Linked DNA regions of Homo sapiens: all the other regions are linked to region 1. A link is a contact called in ENCODE Hi-C or POLR2A ChIA-PET data. All regions are on one chromosome and are shown on one strand. The core of a region is the stretch at or near the end of the contact, and the rest is flanking DNA. Distances in the headings are between cores, read along the strand shown. Region 1 overlaps CAMK1D (calcium/calmodulin dependent protein kinase ID). Region 2 overlaps CAMK1D (calcium/calmodulin dependent protein kinase ID). Region 3 overlaps CAMK1D (calcium/calmodulin dependent protein kinase ID).

Region 1 (3,316 bases), core at 741-3,240:
ACAAAAAATTAGCCGGGCCTGGTGGCGTGCGCTTGTAATCCCAGCTACTCAGGAGGCTGAGGCAGGAGAATCGCTTGAACCTGGAAGGCAGAGGTTGCAGTGAGCCAAGGTGGCGCCATTGCACTCCAGCTTGGGCAACAAGAGCAAAACTCCATCCCAAAAAAAAAAGGGAGGCACCCACTTAACAGAAACTCTAAGGAGATCTGAAATAGGTACCATGCCTCCGGGAATGTCAAAACCATCTTTTCCATGGAGAAGTATATATTTTTTACATGCTCATGCCTCCCTCCTTTCACAGAGGGTGGGCTCTGAGGCTCTCCCAGGTATGGAACTGACAATGAAGCTGGCTGCTGCTAAGCTCAGTACCCTCCCCTTCGCTGCTTTACTTTTCTCATCAGTACAGGGGTGTGTGTGTAGGCGGGGGAGATAATAGAGTCTAATTCTCTGAGCCTGATAATCCTACAGCTGAATCTTCCCCTCCGTTATGGACTGAATGTTAGTCTCCCCTACCCCTAAATACACACGAAACCCTAACCCCCAGTATGATGGTATTAGGAGATGGAGCCTTTGGGAGACGATCAGGTTAGATGATGTCAAACAAATGGGGCCCCCAGGATGCGATTAGTGTCCCTATAAGAAGAGACGCCAGAGCCCTCTTTTTGTCCACCATGTGAGAACACAGTGAGAAGGAGGCCGTCTGCAAACCAGGAAGAGAGCCCTCACCAGGAAGTGAATCAGCCACCACCTTGCTCTGGAACTTCCACCCTCCAGAACTGTGAGAAATACACATCCACATTGAAGCTGCCCAGTCTACAGCGTTCTGTTGTAGCAATTCCAGCTAAGACACCCTTCTTCACCCTGTGTGCCCCTCCATGGCGCTGCTGCAGGCTGGCTTGGTATTATAGTTATGTGTGCGCCTGTCCTAGCTGTGAGTACTCTAGACACAGGGCTGCATCCTGACATTCCTGAACCTGCAACACTGACCCCAGCAGTGTGACGCTTCCAAAAACATCAGCTCCTATTGTCCCTGGAGAGCTTCAGTTGAAGGAGAGCGGAGCTTCCCTTAGGGTGGCCCTCAAGCTTCTTGGTGAAGTTCTTAAAAGCATCTTCCACATCTGCTATGTCCTTTGTACCTGATAAAATGCACAAATCAGCAAATAAACCTACTCTGCCCCTCAAAAGCATCAATCAACAAAGCTAACAGAGGAACAGCTGATACATTTGCCGATCACATTTTCCACTGAAAAACTTAGGAGAAACCTGATCTGTTGGTAGGGCACACAGAAAATCTGAAATTACGTCTGAGAAAAACATTTTACCTTTATGGGAGGTATACATCTAAATAGAAATATAAGGACAGAATTTTATTTTGGACCAAGTTATTTTTCATGGCATATTGAAAAACGAACGTTTGATCATCACTGCTGTCAATGTTGCCTTCATTCTAGACTAGCACTGGTGTTTCTGTAAAAACAGGGTGTAGACAGAGTAGATATTTAGATCTGCTAGAAAGGACAGAGACCAAAGTGGTGTGAGGACTCCGGCTCCGGGCCAGAGCGTCCTTCCCTGCCTCATATTAACAGGGAACGCAATGACATTCACCTCTTCTTATGAGAATGCAGAATATTTTACCTGGCACTGCTCTCTCTGAAAAGAGCAGCAAGCAGTACCAAGAAGCAGCAAATACCCTGGCAGATGATTTTAGGATCTCCATACTCTGACAAAGAAAAATATAAATGAACATAAAATGTAAAACATTCTGAAACTCCAAAAGGCAGGAATGAAGGGAATACGTGAGAGCTCTTCCAACGATGCATTCTCATGCATATTTATCTACAAGACAGCCTGCTGAGTTCATTACTGTCTATCACAGAGGGACTGAATTTCCTTTGCCTTTAAATGCCTGTCCCCTAAAGCAAGGTTCAGTTTCTCGCTCTGTGTTTTCCCCCTTAGCCTGCAGGTGGCGCCCCCGTTCCAGTCCCCTATGACCACTGCTGAAAATGGCTAGATCTTGGATTCCTCAGAAACAAGTTCTTGCCACATCACCTTATGCGACTGAAACAGGCGGTTTTCTCTTTTGCTTTTAGCCAGAACCCAACTGTTCCTGGAATCACAGGGCCAGAAGACTTGATTAAGCTGAAATTAATACCAAGAAATAGAAGGGGAGAAAAAGAGGACAGACTTTCATGACTGGGAGCTCTATCCAACAACAGGCTTATGTGGGAGGTGGATTTTGACTGCATGATGAAATACACAAGCAATACATTCAAAACCTTAATCCACCCAGCAAAGATCCATGGTATATAGTCTGAACAAGTTGATGAAAACTCCAATAGTGATTGATCAAATGTCAAAGGCAACAGACATTTGGATAACTTTTTATATACCCTGGTGTACACTCGGAGGTACATATCGCCGGTGGGGTTGTGTTCAGCCTGGATGTCTTTGTTTATATACCAGAGGTTCTGCTGTGTGATTAGTTATTTGTTCTTAGTGGAATACAGTGTAGGTCTTTACACACTCCCCCTCTTGCCTGGGTCCTGACTCCTAAGGTTGCATTTTCACTGGGAAAGGTTGGATCGCATTCTGGGCAGCAGCAGGTGGCTGAATCCAAGCTTGCTGGTGGCAAATTATCCTGGCCCCCATCCCACAACTTGCAGGACCTGAGCCCGAAAGAAGTCTGTACACCTGGTCTCTCAAGCCACTGTCAAGAGGGCTAAAAACTTTGACGTACAAAAGACTGTATCGAAGGCATTTGTTTCTTCTCTGTCTTTGTCACTAATCTGTGGGCTCTTTATTTTTCATGTTCATATTTTCCATAGCTCATGTCATTTCTAGCATATAATAGATGCTCAATAAACATGTACGGAATGAATGACAGGGTACAGCCAAATTACCGAAAGTTATCAAGACACTGTCCAGAAATACTCTGGTGGCAGTAGTGTGTTACTTACAACGTAAATCAATGTCATTACGTCGGGATCCAGCTGTTGTGCCCATTTACAGAAATATACTTTAGGTTCTAAGTGGGAAAATTAAAGAAGAAGTTAAGTGTCTGTGAAGCTGATAGTTACAAACGGTAACACTTAATTTTCTTCTGAAAGATGATATACTGCTCTAAGCATTTATATAGTATTTCATTTAATCCTCATGACAATCTCTGAGGTAAATACAACTATGATCACATTTTAGAGGAAACTGAGGCACAGAAAAGTTAAGAAGTTTGCTCAAAGTCACACGGTAACTTGAAGAGTCAGGATGCAAACCTATGCAGTCTGACTCCAGAGCTGGGGAAACAAAAACAAGAAACTGCAGG
Region 2 (3,256 bases), core at 23-2,522, 260 kb after region 1:
CCACCCTCCCTCCCTTCCTTCCTTCTTTCCTTCCTTGGGTGAAGGAACAGAGATTGACACTACTGTTAGTATGGGTGTAACATCAAGATGTCTCCAATTTACTTTTTTTATATACGTGTGTATTTTTTTTGAGATGGAGTCTCGCTCTGTCGCCCAGGCTGGAGTACAGTGGTGTAATCTCGGCTCACTGCAACCTCTGCCTCCCAAGTCAAGCGATTCTCCCACCTCAGCCTCCCAGTTAGCTGGGATTACAGGCGCCTGCCACCATGCCCAGATAATTTCTATATTTTTAGTAGAGGTGGGGTTTCGCCATGTTGGCCAGGCTAATCTCAAATTCCTAACCTCCAGTGATCCACCCACCTAGGCCTCCCAAATGATTATAGGCGTGGGCCACCACGCCCGGCCAACATGTGTCTTTTTTTAAGCTTTACTGAGGTATGACTGACAAATAAAAATGGTATATATTTAGGTATACAACATGATGTTTTGATATATGTATACATCGTAACATGATGTTTTGATATATGTATACATCGTAACATGATGTTTTGATATATGTATACATCATAAAATGATCACCATGATCAAGCTAACATACCTATCAACTGCCATCATCACCCCTTGTGTGCGTGTGATGATGGCACTTGAGATCTACTCTCTTAGCAAATATCTTCACTTTTTTTTTTTTTAAACAGCTGGCCTGACCTAGGGTATACACAGCTGGTTAGTGGACGAGCTGGTTAACAGCAAGCGTGGTTCCTGCCAAGGCTGTTTTCAACATGCTATACTCTCAACACGGGAGCAGCTACACAAGACGACGGGGCCCTTCACACAGCCACACGGACCCTGCCCACTCAGCTTGGGGAGGTTCTACGTGCTCCCAATGAGGATGGCAGACAAGCCACACTTCAATGAGAGTAACTTGCTAGGTTGGCCTCTTTATCTGATTTTAATGGCCAAATACTCATGTAACATCGGCCCAGGTAACATTTGTTCTGAGTTTCAAAGACCACATCAGTGCACCAAGGAACTGGAATCTTTCATAACATAGTAACATGACGTAATAGAATCTGGATAGAATCATACAATAACAATCACAAACCGCTTGCTGTGTACCAGGAACTATTCTAAGTGTTTACAAGAATGATCTCAGTAAATCACAACATCCGATGAGATTATTATCTCCATCACATTGATGAAGTAACCAGGGCACAGAGAAGTTAAGAAAACCACCAAAACCACGGAGCCCTACACGACAGTCAGCGTTTTGGATGACTCAGCCGTACGTGCCCCTGTGATCACACTCCATTTCCGGATAGTCACATTTCATGTTTTTCACCGGGAGGAATGGTCCGGGGATAATTTCTTCTCATTCCTTTCTTTAAAAATAGTACAAAAGGATAAAAACAAAAAGTAAAAGAGAAAAATAAAATCTGCCACAGAGGCTAAAACAACATATCTGATGTCGAAAAAATGTTTTTCACTTTGTTTTTCTCAACAAAAATTCAAATCACTCAAGTACTGCTTGACTCTTCTCCAAACAAACCTAGGCAAGAAGTCCGTAGTATCTCTAAACAAACCCAGGCAAGAATCCACACGGCTCTACAGTTTCTCCTCCAGAGAACTCTGTGGGCCAGGCATGGTGGCCCATACCTGTAATCTCAGCAACTTTGGGAGGCTGAGGCAGGAGGATCACTTGAGGCCAGGAGTTCAAGATCAGCCTGGGCAATATAGAGAAACAAAAAAAAAATAAAAATTAAAATAAGCAAAAATAAAAATACAAAAAGTAAAAATAAGTAAAAAATCCAGGCATCGTGGCTCACGCTTGTAATCCCAACACTTTGGGAGGCCAAGGCAGGAGGATCACTTGAGGCCAGGAGTTCAAGATCAGCCTGGGCAATATAGAGAAACAAAAAAATAAATAAATAAAAATAAGTAAAAATAAAAATACAAAAAGTAAAAGTAAGTAAAAAAGTCCAGGAGTCGTGGCTCATGCCTGTAATCCCAACACTTTGGGAGGCCAAGGCAGGAGGATCACTTAAGGTCAGGAGTTCGAGACTAGCCTGACCAACATGGTGAAACCCTGTCTCTACTAAAAACAGAAAAAAATTAGCCAGGTGTAGTGGCACACACCTGTAATCCCAAATACTTGGGAGGCTGAGGCAGGACAATCACTTGAATCCAAAGGCAGAGGTTTCAGTGAGCCGAGATTGTGCCATTGCACCCTAGCCTGGGCAACAAGAGCGAAACTCCATCTCAAAAAATAATAATAATAAAAATAAGTAAAAAAAATAAATCAGCCAAGCATGGTGATACATACCTGTAGTCCTCGTTACTCAGGAGGCTGAGGCAGGAGGATCACTTGAGTCCAAGAGTTCAAGACTACAGTGAACTACAAAATTAACTTAAAATCAATATTTTTTTTTGAAATAGGATCTCACTCTATCACCAAGGCTGGAATGCTGTGGCACAATCTTGGCTTACTTCAGTCCCAACCTCTCAGGCTCAGGCAATCCTCCCACCTCACTCTTTTGAGTAGTTGGGACCCCAGGTGCACACAACTACACTCAGCTAATTTCTTAATTTTTTGGAGAGACGGGGTCTTGCTATGTAGCCCAGGCTGTTCTCAAACTCTTGGCCTCAAGCAATCTTTCTGTCTCAGCTTCCCAAAGTGTTGGGATTACAGGCATGAGCCACCACACCTAGCCCTAAAAATTTAAACATTTTAAAAAAGGAAAAAACTATCTGAAGGCTGCCCAGTGGCCAGCAGAGGCCTCTCATCATGATATATCAGAAAGTTACCAGTTATTCCCTTTAAGGACTCTAGGTGAGTTTCTGCAGAAAGAGTGACATGGGAAATAAATTGTTGTTGGCCTTCCAATACCTTTGCTAACTTCTCCAGTATTGATAATGACTTCGAACAAATCTTTATAATTTAATTACCTCTTGAAAGTGGTGCCTTCTGAAGCTAACACGAGATACAGACCATTCTGCAGAAGAATATACTCAGTAAAAAAAGACAGAGAGAGAGAGACACAGTGGAAAAAACTTAGACCCAAACACTGAGTTTCGAACATCCCAGAAAAGGAGACGTTGTCTTAAACAACCCATCCTAGACATGGCAAAATGTCTTAGGATGAATTGGGGAAGCTGCCAGTTGGGACACTCCCTAGTTCTATTCCAAAATCCCTTCCCTACATTTAGCCCAATTTAAGGTATCTCATGTAATTCTCAGAAAAGATCAAAGAATTCTCAA
Region 3 (3,781 bases), core at 63-2,562, 350 kb after region 1:
ATGCTTGAATCATCCTGAAACCATCCCCCCACCCCTCGTCCATGGAAAAATTGTCTTCCACGAAACTGATCCCTGGTGCCAAAAAGATTGAGGACCACTGATCTAACCTCAAGAATTTCCAAAGACTGTGTTCTGAAGAGGGGTTGGCTTCAAGGTTTAGGGCATCTGCAGCTTAGCAGAAAGCAGGACTGTGCATGTAACAGTGTTTATTTTATGTCATGAAGCAACTAAGAAGCTGGCTTCCTGTGTCTTACTCTAAGCAGGGAGAGTCAGCCACACTTGGATATGAATATTTTTTATCCCCTTTTTCTCACAAGTATAATTAGCTCTCTGGAAGTCTGTGGCGTCAGGTCTCATCTTGGCGACAGGATCTGTCCCGCTGCTGATTCTGGGGATGTGTTTAGAAGTGGTCATGAGGATAGAGATGGGGACCATGAGAATAAGCCAAGCAAGGCCATCACCACCATCACTGCCAAGCTACACGAATTACTGACAAACTTCAAGTCTGACACCCACTGTGCTCACGAAGACTCTATCTTATAGGGGATAAAGCCGCCCCTATATCCACAGCCAATGCACAGTGACTCAGGCACACCACCTAGTAAAATACTGAAATACCTCCAGTGAGTCTAGATCCACAGCCCCACCTCCACAGGTCCAGCTCCACCACTAATCTCTGGGGTCTCTCCCTAGATCTGCCACCCACCCCGCAGAATGACTGACTGCCCAGGATCCATCCAGCCAATGATTGACTCTTCTTTTTTTTTTTAAGACATAGTCTCGCTGTGTCACCCAGGCTGGAGTGCAGTCACGCAATCTCAGCTCACTGCAACCCCCACCTCCTAGGTTCAAGCGATTCTCCTGCCTCAGCCTCCCGAGTAGCCAGGATTACAGGCATGCGCTACCAGGCCTGGCTAATTTTTTTTTTTATTTTTAGTAGACATGGGGTTTCACTATGTTGGCCAGGCTCGTCTCAAACTCCTGTCCTCAAGTGATTCACCCACCTTGGCCTGCCAAAGTGCTAGGATTACAGGTGTGAGCCACTGAGCCCAGCCCAACAACTGATTCTTACTGTCTTCTTTATATTCTTCCAAATTTTTCAAATTCTCTACAAGGATGGCATGTTGCTGTTCTAATTTTAAGTTCTTCTTAGGGTACCATCACTTAAAAACCGAAAATGAAAACAATACAACAACACTGAAATAGAGCCAAAGAAAACAGACTATGAAACTTTGGGGTTTGTGTTGGTAACTTTCAGATTCAAGATCAACATATGACCCAACTTCTACAGGAAGCCTGCCCAAAAGATAACAGCTATGTTTCAAGAGGTGAATGTGACACTGACACTGAGGAGAAGGAAACGTGTTTTTTTGAGACGGAGTCTCATTCTGTCACCCAGACTGGAGTGCATTGGTGCGATCTCTGCTCACTGCAGCCTCCGGCTCCCAGGTTCCAGGGATTCTCCCACCTCAGCCTCCCGAGTAGCTGGGATTACAGGCATGTGCCACCACGCCCAGCTAATTTTTTTGTATTTTTTAGTAGAGGCAGGGTTTCACCATGTTGGCCAGACTGGTCTCGAACTCCTGACTTCAACTGATTGGTCCACCTCAGCCTCCCAAAGTGCTGGGATTACAGGCGTGAGCCACCCCAGCCAGCACAGAAGGAAACATTTTTAAAGCTATAATCTTTAGGCCGGGCGTGGTGGCTTACACCTGTAATCCCAGCACTTTGGGAGGCCGAGGCAGGCAGATCACGAGGTCAGCAGATCGAGACCATCCTGGCTAACACGGTGAAACCCTGTCTCTACTAAAAATACAAAAAATTAGCCGGGCATGGTGGCAAGCGCCTGTAGTCCCAGCTACTCGGGAGGCTGAGGCAGGAGAATGGCGTGAACCTGGGAGGCGGAGCTTGCAGTGAGCCGAGATTGCGCCACTGCACTCCAGCCTGGGCGACAGAGCGAGACACTGTATCAAAACAAAAACAAAAACAAAAAAAGCTATAACCTTTGCAACATCATAATTGCTCCTGTATGGATTAATGTGAGGTCTTTACTATAATATATACCAAGCAGCACACATTCTTATCTCATTTGGGATCTATAAAAAGTCCATAACGTAAGCAGGTGTCATTATCCCCATTTGACAAACAAGGTCATCAGGACTCAGAGAGGATAGGCCGGCTTGGTGGCTCACACCTGTAATCCCAGAACTTTGGGAGGCTAAGGTGGGTGGATCATTTGAGGTCAGGAATTCAAGACCAGCCCGGCCAACATGGTGAAACCCTGTCTCTATTGAACATACAAAATTAGCCTGGCGTGGTGGTGTATACCTATAATCCCAGCTACTTAGGAGGCTGAGGCAGGAGAATCGCTTGAACCTGGGAGGCAGAGGTTCCAGAGAGTCAAGATCGCACCACTGAACTCCAGCCTGGGTGACAGTGAGACTCCACCTCAAAAAAAAAAAAAGAATCAGAGAGGATAAAACCAAGATTCCATAGTTCTTCACTGGCAGAGCTGGGACTCAAACCCAGACTCCTGACCTCTGCTTCCTTCAGTGGTATGCCACAGCCACCTTCCAGCGACTCCTAAAAGTCTAAGTCAGGAATTTTGCAAGTAGGTTGTTAAACCATGGGGAGCTTGAAATCAGACCAGGTGGGAGTATTCACACCACAGAAATCAGCAAGAGCTACAAATCAGAACTGCCGTCCCACCAAGGCCAGTTTATCAGCACACAACTGACTCCAATGGCCTCCTTCTCTTCCCATACCATAACACATGCATGCACAGAGCGTGAGGTTTTGCTTTTTTTTTTAACATCAGTCAGTACTTCTCTATCCCATCAGCTCCACTAACTAGCTTGTTAGCAGCCTGATCAAATGAGAATGATGGCCATGCGTGGTGGCTCAGGCCTGTAATCCTAGTACTTCGGGAGGCCTAGGTGGGCGGATCACCTGAGGTCAGAAGTTCAAGACCAGCCTGGCTAACATGATGAAACCCCATCTCTACTAAAAATACAAAAAATTAGCCAGGTGTGGTGGTGCGTGCCTCTAATCCCAGCTACTAGGGGCGCCGAGGCAGGAGAATTGCTTGAACCCAGAAGGCGGAGGTTGCAGTGAGCCGAGATCATGCCACTGCACTCCAGCCTGGGCAACAGAGGGAGACTCCATCTCAAAAAAAAAAAAAAAAAAAAAAGAGAATGCGCATTGGAGTCAAGAGACTCCTAACTTTCTACATGCCTCTTAGCAACCTCTTCACCTGAGTCATTTAACTTCTCTGACCCTTCATGTCCTTGTCTGTTAAATGAGGTCAGTAATTGCTGCTCACTCACTAAGAGTCAGAAGGAATCATGGATGCAAAAACCACACTGCAAACCGTAAAACACCAAGCAGCTGTGGAAAACAGTATGGCGGTTCCTGAAAAAATAAAACACAGAATGACCATCTGATCCAGCAATTCCACTTCTGGCTATACACCCAAAAGAACTGGAGGCACGGGCTCAGACATTGTACACCCATGTTCACAGCAGTACAATTCACAACAGCCAAGAGGTGGAAGCAACCTGTGTCCATTAACACACGAATGAATAAACAAAAATTAGCCAGGTGTGGTGGCACACACCTGTGATCCCAGCTACTGGGGAGGCTGAGGCAGGGGAATCACTTGAACCTGGGAGGTGGAGGCTGCAGTGAGCGGAGATCGTGCCACTGCACTCCAGCCTGGGTGACAAAGCAAAACTCTGTTTAAAAAAAAAAAAAAAAAAAAAACCTTAGGAAACAAAAACTG

The links. A loop is a pair of places that touch in the nucleus more often than their neighbours do. ChIA-PET counts read pairs that join two places held with the same protein, here RNA polymerase II (POLR2A). Pooled maps may share reads with other maps.
Region 2: a loop to region 1 is called in a map of chondrocyte, with 2.6 times the contacts of the local background. The contact joins two enhancer-like sites. A Hi-C loop is called at or near these places in 2 of 168 maps with a recorded cell type or tissue (chondrocyte and sigmoid colon) and 12 of 50 pooled maps. POLR2A ChIA-PET finds 5 or more read pairs at or near these places in 4 of 52 experiments (GM10248, OCI-LY7, activated CD4-positive, alpha-beta T cell and 1 more).
Region 3: a loop to region 1 is called in a map with no recorded cell type, with 8 times the contacts of the local background. The contact joins two enhancer-like sites. A Hi-C loop is called at or near these places in 8 of 168 maps with a recorded cell type or tissue (GM12878, PC-3, PC-9 and 5 more), 10 of 37 single-sample maps with no recorded cell type and 25 of 50 pooled maps. POLR2A ChIA-PET finds 5 or more read pairs at or near these places in 6 of 52 experiments (A549, AG04449, GM12878 and 3 more).

Annotation. Positions count from the first base shown.
Region 1 is chr10:12,709,930-12,713,245 of GRCh38, reverse strand. All of the region lies in intron 3 of CAMK1D (calcium/calmodulin dependent protein kinase ID), which reads right to left. Among named protein-coding and RNA genes, the nearest start is that of MIR548Q, 14 kb to the left of the region's middle. Within about 2 kb of position 1,990, at least 9 of the 41 ENCODE cell types and tissues checked have a DNase peak (open chromatin) inside an H3K27ac peak, as active enhancers do; they include GM12878, where a contact is called at or near this core.
Region 2 is chr10:12,446,872-12,450,127 of GRCh38, reverse strand. The region is part of intron 1 of CAMK1D (calcium/calmodulin dependent protein kinase ID); the gene reads right to left. Among named protein-coding and RNA genes, the nearest start is that of CAMK1D, 99 kb to the right of the region's middle. RefSeq lists an enhancer at 523-1,722. Within about 2 kb of position 1,272, at least 14 of the 41 ENCODE cell types and tissues checked have a DNase peak (open chromatin) inside an H3K27ac peak, as active enhancers do.
Region 3 is chr10:12,363,647-12,367,427 of GRCh38, reverse strand. All of the region lies in intron 1 of CAMK1D (calcium/calmodulin dependent protein kinase ID), which reads right to left. Among named protein-coding and RNA genes, the nearest start is that of CAMK1D, 16 kb to the right of the region's middle. Within about 2 kb of position 1,312, at least 4 of the 41 ENCODE cell types and tissues checked have a DNase peak (open chromatin) inside an H3K27ac peak, as active enhancers do; they include GM12878, where a contact is called at or near this core.